Regions from separate parts of the Homo sapiens genome. Here all the other regions are linked to region 3. The links are chromatin contacts, found by Hi-C or POLR2A ChIA-PET in ENCODE. All regions are on one chromosome and are shown on one strand. Each heading gives the region's core, a stretch centred on a gene start or an enhancer-like site at or near the end of the contact. The rest is flanking DNA. Distances are from core to core; before and after follow the strand shown.

Region 1 (2,700 bases), core at 96-2,595, 110 kb after region 3:
CATAATCAGGAGCTTCTTTGTATCCTCTCCCTGTGTTTTTGGCTTCAAAATCTCTTTTATATGCTATCAACTTTACCAACTATTTTCTTTTTGTCGTATGAGTTTCCTCATTAAACCTTTTTATTTTAGCATTTCTGCATTTTTTGGGTAACAGATTCCTATTTTTAAGCAACATACGTATTGTTGGGTCTTATGTTTTAATCCAATATGAGAATTTGTCTTTTTAGAAATCAATGGCCTAAGGCCGGGCGCGGTGGCTCACGCCTGTAATCCCAGCACTTTGGGAGGCCGAGGTGGGCGGATCACAATGTCAGGAGATCAAGACCATCCTGGCTAACACGATAAAACCCCGTCTCTACTAAAAATACAAAAAATTAGCCGGGCCTGGTGGCGGGTGCCTGTAGTCCCAGCTACTCGGGAGGCTGAGGCAGGAGAATGGCGTGAACCCGGGAGGTGGAGCTGTGGCAGTGAGCCGAGATGTTGCCACTGCACTCCAGCCTGGGTGACAGAGTGAGACTCCGTCTCAAAAAAAAAAAAAAAGAAATCAATGGCCTAAATATATAAAGTTCTTTGGGGAGAAGCTAGTGTATTGATATGAGATGGGCTCCCAGCTACTAGCTGTGGACTTTCTACAAGTTCCTTAAATACCCTGTGAGGAAGCTACTTACAGGCGTCTTTATCTGTAAAATAATGTTAATAAGCACACCAACGTGATAGAGTTGCTTCGAAGATTAAATGAGATCAAGAGCAATCAGAAATAGAAGCATATTAAAGCATATTAAACTGATTATTTGTAAAATGCAATTGTCAATATTTGCTATGATAGACATTATGTCTGGAAATACCATCCAAAGCAAGTTTCTTGGCAGTTAGAAAGCAAGTTGGTTAAACGATGATCTATGCTCAAAATGGGGATAATCAGTTCTATACTTTTCTCCAACCATATTTTAAATTTTTCTTTGAGATAATGGGAATAACTTACAAGAAAAACTGCTGAGAAGCAGTGGTCCAAAGCCTTTTTAGAAGCTCTCAGGGTTCAGTTCAAGTTGTCCATCTCCATTTCTGGCTGCACCTGGAGCTTCACAGCTTGACTTAAATTCGGCCATGTCAGGAATCACTCACTGCCTTGCTTTCCATTTAGTTAATTAAGTGCTTAGGTTTACAAATAAGTTATTTGCTCTCATGACGGGTATGGAAGCTGCAGGCTTTGCTGTGCCTTGGCAATTCTCATCAGGCGTGGAAAAACTGAAACTAAGAAAAACCAACCAAGCGATGATAGATTTTCCACTTCCTGGATTGTGTGACTTGCTCATCCAATGAAAGGCAATGAGGGTGGGGTGGGGGGCAACCAGAGATGAGGACTGATTCTCAGCTTGTTGTTCTCCTCAGCAGTCCTCCAGCCCCTGTACAGCTGGAACCTCTGCATCAGTGAAAGCTGCTAGGAATTCAAAGTGCGTTCACATTCACTTCTGCTCCTCAGGATCAGAGGCAGTGAGGAAAGCTAAAAAAAAGTCTGAGGTTTAAATTGGAACCCATTTTTAACTTTTCAAATGTTCTTGGTATTTTAAGATCCAGAAAACCTTAAATCAGACAATTCTATATTACCAAACTGAAGAATAGTCTATAATATCATAATCTGATATGCTCCAGACTGACCTGATTTATTTTTACTTGTATGAACTTCAAATCTGATGGCTTTTATTTGATCCCTCAGAGGATGCTGTAGGTCCATTTCCCATCTGATGCAATAGAGGTGTCTTTTTTTTTTTTTTTTTTTTAAACTTCTCTGATAATAATCATCATCTGGTGTCTTGTTACACAAATGTTTCTAAGTTCCTCCCTAGAGATTCTGCTTCAGTGGGTCTGGGATGGGGCCTCAGATTTGTGGTCTCTTTTTCTGTTTGTTTGTTTGTTTTTTTGAGACAGAGTCTCACTCTGTCATCCAGGCTGGAGTGCAGTGGCGCGATCTTGGCTTACTGCAACCTCCACCTCCTAGGTTCAAGTGATTTTCCTGCCTCAGCCTCCTGCTTAGCTGGGACTACAGACACACACCACCACACCCGGCTAATTTTTGTATTTTTAGTAGAGACGGTGTTCTACCATGTTGGCCAGGCTGGCCTCAAACTCCTCATCTCAAGTGATCCACCCACCTCGGCCTCCCAAAGTGCTGAGATTACAGGCATGAGCCATCGTGCCCAGCCGGATTTGTGTTCTTAACATTAGCTTGGGCAACAGTGGAGTAGACTGAGGGGATAGATTCTACTTTTACAATTAGAAAGCCTTGGGCTCAAGTCCTGGGTCTTTCACTTGCTCGTTATGTGGTCTTGCACAAATTACTTAATCTTCCTCAATCTCATCTGAAAAACAACTGGAGATAAAAATATCTAAAAGTGTTGTCAAGAGGATTAAAATAACTAACACCCTTGATAGCATCCACTTTTCTCAGTATTGCTAAATCATTTCTACCCAGGTTAATTTGAAGATTATCTGTGAATTTATTTAGCATGCAGGCATAATGTTTTTTACTTATTTTCCTTGTTTATTTGGTGTATATTTGTGAAGCTTTTGCTGTGTGCCAGACACTGCGATTTTTAGAACACACTGAGCACTCCCTGATGGTATCACCTGCTCACATGGTCCATCTCAGGTTGTGTTTTCGTTTTTGTTTTTTGAGACAGAGTCTTGCTCTGTCTCCCAGGC
Region 2 (2,700 bases), core at 109-2,608, 68 kb before region 3:
TCATTGTATTCTTCTCTACTTTTATGTGTATTTGAATATTTCCATAATAAAAACTTTAAATAAAAAATGCGCTGCAAAAGAGTCTATAGAAATACACTACACAGTTAACGTGGTTATCTTAAGGGTGGGAGGACAGAAGAAGGGTTGAATAGAACTTCAGATACCTTCTGCCTCAAATGTTTTATAATGGGAAAACCACTGATACACACACACACACACACACACACACACACACACTCACTGCAGAGCCACCAATGCAAAGAGTTTCATATGTAGAAGGGAGTAGAAAATACTTACTTGATTTCCTAGATAAATGTTAGTTCCTAGGGAAATCTACAAAATAAATGTGTAAGTCGAGTGTTTCATATGTAAGGCTTGGCTGTTCCATATTAAGATTTTTTTTTTTTTTTTTTTTTTTGAGACAAAGTCTCACTCTTTTGTCCAAGCTGGAGTGCAGTGGTGTGATCTCAGCTCACTGCAACCTTCACCTCCTGGGTTCAACCGATTTTCCTGCCTCAGCCTCCCAAGTAGCTGGGACTACAGGCCTGCACCACCATGCCCGGCTAATTTTTGTATTTTTAGTAGAGACGGGGGTTTCACTATCTTGGCCAGGCTGGTCTTGAACTCCTGACCTTGTGATCCACCTGCCTGGGCCTTCCAAAGTGCTGGGATTACAGGCGTGAGACACTGTGCCCGGCCCCATATTAAGATCTTAAGGCTTGTTTTATAAAAAGGATTCCTGGGCATGTTGTATAATCAAAGGTGAAACTCCACAGCATAGCCACATGCCTCTGCACAGTCTCAGCGGCAGCAGGGAGGGCACAGCTAGTGGTCTGCCATGAATGATTTGCACTTATAGCTGGTTACCAAGCTCCATAACATGAAAAGACAGTGTCTTAAAGTACAATACCTAATTATAGCTCTCACATGGGGTCCAAGGGAGTTAATATGTAAAGGACATTTTCTGTTGCTGACTGCAATGGTAGGCTGCATTCATGGACACAGAATCTATAAAGAGGGAAATGATGGTCCATTAGCCGTGTGACCTTGTAAAAGCTAAGCTGTAGGTACCTCATCTGTGAAACAGGGATAATAGTTTTAGCCACCTCAGGGGACTATGATGTGGATTAAAGGAGAATGTATGTAAGGCACCTTGCATATGGTGAACACTCGAATGTCAACTGTTCTGGTTTTCATGTGAAAAACTGCTTACTGAACTGGAACATTTAGCTTGCGAGCAGGTGTCCCCTGATTTTAAGTATCTTCTCCTCTAACAGACATGTGGTTAGGGTCCTTGGTCTGTGGTTAATCTCATTACCCTTGCCAAGTTTAGGAATGGTCATGTCACCTAATTTTGGCCAGTGAGATAAGAGGGCTGTCTCCCGCATGATGTCTACTGTTCCTTCTCTGGATGTTACCATGCCTGAGTGAGCTGCCTGCAGTTGCAGTGGGCAACTTGGTAACAGCCTGAGGATGAAGCCAACATCAAGGATGGTGGAGCAGAGAGAAGGAAAAACACTGCATCTTCATAACATTACCAAGCAGCCCAGTCAGCTCTTCCTGAGGCCCCACTCTACCTTGGAACTTCCTTTTGTGTGAGATTTAAAAACAAAACAAAACCAACCAAACAAAAAACCCTCTTTATTTAAGCCAGTTTGAGTTAGCTTCCAAAGGCATCATGATTGATTGAACCTGCACCAGACAGGATTTGAGGTAGGGGTGGTAGCATGTATTCAGTGATGTTTATTAAGCACTTTAGAATGCAAAAATAAAGACATCAAGAAGTTCCGAGACATGAGGAACTGGGGGTTCTGGAATGATAGCAGCTTGAACTTTTTTCTACTTGCAGTTTAACCCATTTGCCTCTCCTGAGAAAAGCAGCTGCTGGGGCTTGCCGGGGGAAGATAAGGCCTGGGATGTGAATGAGGCTTCGGGCCACAGCAGAATCCTGTCAGAGAGCTGGGGCAAGATTGTCTTCCTGCCTGGGAACCATATCATAAGCCTAAGGAGGGGATCCGGGGCAAGGTCCTCGTGAATGTGTGGGTCTCCCTGCTTCTTGAAGAGCTGACCAGATGGGTTGAGTTGCCTTCACTGCTATGAAGGTGTCTGAGAGAGGTGAGGAGACTAGAAAGGGGGCAGAGAGGCTTCCTTCAAGTCCCTTGCCAGAGGACTGGCAACCCACATGCTGCTAAGCTTGAGCCTGGGAGGCTGATACTGCTGTTCCTTCTATCAGGCTGCGAATGCTGTCTCTTAAGGTACCTCAGTATCTGGAACAGAGCCCCAGTGATCAAACAAAGGAAAAGAAGATTCCTAATGGAGTCCAGTAGCCAGGGAGAATTACAAGCAGAACCCTCAGTACAGAAATAGCTGCTGACATAGATAACTTGAACCAAAGAATAAGAAAAGGAGACATAAGTGCAGCACAATAAAACTGATTCTCTGGAACCAAAAAAGGATGATTTTGAACCAGAGCTTTCAAGAGATAAATCGAAGGAGAAAGTGGTCACTGTTGATGTCTGAATTAGTGTCAGAGAAAGACATCTGAAAGCACAGAGCAAGATTACAAGGAGATAGTAAAAATCCAGAACGGAGGTGAAGGATGTAACAGAAGAGAGATGTGAGCGAAAATATTTAAAAGGTTTCTGAGATGAAGAGAGAGACTGGCCTCTCAGAGTTCTAGGAGCTGGGCGTGGTGGGTCA
Region 3 (2,700 bases), core at 164-2,663:
TTCTGTAAATATTCAGTCTATTGATGAAGAGCTCTGCAAACAGGGGCAGCTCCTAAGCAAGGCAGAGAGAACCTGGAAGGAACTGAAGAAGACAGAGAAAAATGGCAGATGTGCCTGTCTTGATGGTTGGGGTGGGAGGACTTACATATACACTCTGTGTTCAATGCATGGGAGGTGAGGCAGAGGGGGCAGCAGAGAAATTCAGAGTAACTCTCTTAATCCTTGGCTTTGCCTGACTGGCTAGAAGTGTAGTTCTTTTTTTTCTTTTTTTTTTTTTTGAGACAGAGTCTCTCTGTGTCACCCAGGCTGGAGTGCAGTGGCACAATCTCGGCTCACTGCAAGCTCCGCCTCCCGGGTTCACGCCATTCTCCTGCTTTGGCCTCCCGAGTAGCTGGGACTACAGGCACCTGCCACCACGCTCGGCTAATTTTTTTTTGTATTTTTAGTAGAGAAAGGGTTTCACCATATTAGCCAGGATGGTCTCGATCTCCTGACCTCGTGATCTGCCTGCCTCGGCCTCCTGAAGTTCTGGGATTACAGGCGTGAGCCACTGCGCTTGGCTGAAGTGTAGTTCTGTTAATTATAATGATGCAAATACTTATTGTGCACTTCCTGTATACCCTGTGTAGTTTATTAACTTTTCACAAAATGCTCTAAGGTAACCAGAGTCATCGTCAGGGATGAAACTTAGACAATTTGGTTCTAGAGTCAACATTCTTTTCTTTTCTTTTTCTTTCTTTTTTTTTTTAGGTGACGAATCGTAAGTGTATAGCTCTGTGAGTGTTGTGAGTGTCTATTATGTTTACAACCACCGTAACCACCACCACCATCAAGGCAGAGAACATTTCTATTCTCTGAAACGTGTCTCCAGGCAACACCACCAGCAGATGTAACTGTTCAGACTTCCATCACCGGAGATTAGTTTTGCCTGCTCTTGAACTTCGAGTTAGTAGATTCACACAATAGATGCTCTTTTGGGCCTGGCTCTTCTCACCCAACATTAAGTGAGATTCATCCACGTTGTGGTATGTGCAGAGCCTGCATCTTAACTGCTCTGTTCTGCCTCTCATCACATTAACTAATTCCGTGTTGCCTTCCAGAAATGTTTCCTTGGAAAGTGGATTGGGTTTTGCAGAGCTGACTGAGCCTGAAGGAGTGGAGCGAGAACACAGAAGGTTAAGTTCAGAGGGTGGCCCAGAAGAGAACTTTTTAGATAACTCCCTGGTGCTGCACAATTCTGTCTCTCACGGCCAAGTTTCGTGGTCCCAGACTCACTGGTATCAGCACAAGTTCCTCTTTTGATTTTGTTTCTCCTTTCACAGAACTAACTTAATCACCACTGCTTTCTCAAACACGTGGACAGCATTCTCAGGCATCATTTAGGGCAGTGGTTTTCAACTGAGGGGTAAGTTTGCTCTGCTGTTACCTTCCCCCACCTTGGGGCATTTGGAAACATGGCAACACCTGGAGATAGTTTTGGTTGTCAAAACAGGGGGCAAGGGGAGTTCTACTGGCATTAGTGGGTAGAGGCCAGGGATACTGCTCAACACCCTTCAATGCACAGGACAGCCTCTCACAACAAAGAATTATCCAGCCCCAAATGTTAAGTGTGCTGTGATCAAGAAGTCCTGGTCTAGGGTCAACACAGGAAGTTGGTGGCTGTTCCCTTTTCTGATATAGTAAGAGAGCAGACACAGCGGAATGAATAGAGCTCTTGACCAAGAGTCAGAAGATCTGGGTTCAGGGCCCCACTTTGCACCAACTAGCTGTCTGACCTTGTTGAGATCATTTAACCTCCGCAAGGCTGATTTCCTCGTCTGTCACTTAGGAGCTGTGACGCCTGCCTTTCTTACTTACACGCTTGTTGTCAGAATCACAAGTGAGAATGTCAGTGGAATCTCTTTGAAATGCTTACATGTTATTGTTTTATTTGACTGTGACAGCAAATCAAGCTTATATGGGTGTTTTTGTGTCTAATGTCAATGCAAGAATAGTTTCGGCAGGGTTTCTGTTGCCCTGTGTTCAATTTCCAGGGTCATAGCCTCCTTCTCACATTTGTGTGGGAAAGGAGCTCATATACAAAGGGTGTTTCCTGGAACTGTGGGCAGGGCTTCAAACATCCCTGCAATTCTCTAAGCCTGCAGCTCTCCACACTGAAACTTGTGGTCTAGAAATTCTCTTTTAAATGCTTGTGAGACCTCTGAAGGGGTTCGCTCCAGAAAAGCAGGGCCTTTTTAGCACTGAAAGTTGGATTTTATTTTGCCACATAAGAGACTTAGGGCTGTCGCCCCTCCTGGGTGAAGATATGCAGTGTTATGGCAACATCAGTCTGATAGAACGTTGTTGAGCTCAATGTGCTGTGCCACATAGTGGAGAGAGGGGGCACAATTCTCTCTGAGAGGCAAGAGCCCTGGTGCTGTGCAAGCTGGCACCAAAACAACATTGGGTATTGGTCAAAACCTTGGGGATCTTTGCCTTGTGAATACACAGGAGAGTGAGGTGAGGCAGTTAACAGTTCTACTCAAACACAATTGTTGAAGGGAGACTTAGTAAGGAATAGTGTGGGACATGGATATTTTGTCATCATTAACAACATAAACAGTGTTTGGATTCAAGGGGCAAATTTGCCCTAGACTAAAGGCTGTTCTGGTCCCATCTAACAAAGTTTTAAAGCAAGTCTCAAAAGGGTCAAACTATTTC

Evidence for each region. Hi-C counts contacts between places; a loop is a spot of excess contacts on that map. ChIA-PET counts read pairs that join two places held with the same protein, here RNA polymerase II (POLR2A). Pooled maps may share reads with other maps.
Region 1: a loop to region 3 is called in a map of dorsolateral prefrontal cortex, with 2.1 times the contacts of the local background. The contact joins two enhancer-like sites. A Hi-C loop is called at or near these places in 1 of 168 maps with a recorded cell type or tissue (dorsolateral prefrontal cortex) and 6 of 50 pooled maps. POLR2A ChIA-PET finds 5 or more read pairs at or near these places in 5 of 52 experiments (PC-9, T-cell, activated CD4-positive, alpha-beta T cell and 2 more).
Region 2: a map with no recorded cell type shows a loop between it and region 3 (5-fold over the local background). The contact joins two enhancer-like sites. A Hi-C loop is called at or near these places in 11 of 37 single-sample maps with no recorded cell type and 9 of 50 pooled maps. POLR2A ChIA-PET finds 5 or more read pairs at or near these places in 4 of 52 experiments (HepG2, WTC11, activated B cell and 1 more).

The regions. Positions count from the first base shown.
Region 1 is chr15:58,409,101-58,411,800 of GRCh38, reverse strand. No RefSeq gene overlaps it. Among named protein-coding and RNA genes, the nearest start is that of LIPC, 22 kb to the left of the region's middle. RefSeq lists a silencer at 1,037-1,331. Within about 2 kb of position 1,345, at least 4 of the 41 ENCODE cell types and tissues checked have a DNase peak (open chromatin) inside an H3K27ac peak, as active enhancers do.
Region 2 is chr15:58,584,454-58,587,153 of GRCh38, reverse strand. No RefSeq gene overlaps it. Among named protein-coding and RNA genes, the nearest start is that of LIPC-AS1, 87 kb to the right of the region's middle. RefSeq lists enhancers at 980-1,209, 1,250-1,299, 1,610-1,689. Within about 2 kb of position 1,358, at least 2 of the 41 ENCODE cell types and tissues checked have a DNase peak (open chromatin) inside an H3K27ac peak, as active enhancers do.
Region 3 is chr15:58,516,989-58,519,688 of GRCh38, reverse strand. All of the region lies in intron 1 of LIPC (lipase C, hepatic type), which reads right to left. Among named protein-coding and RNA genes, the nearest start is that of LIPC-AS1, 20 kb to the right of the region's middle. Within about 2 kb of position 1,413, at least 6 of the 41 ENCODE cell types and tissues checked have a DNase peak (open chromatin) inside an H3K27ac peak, as active enhancers do.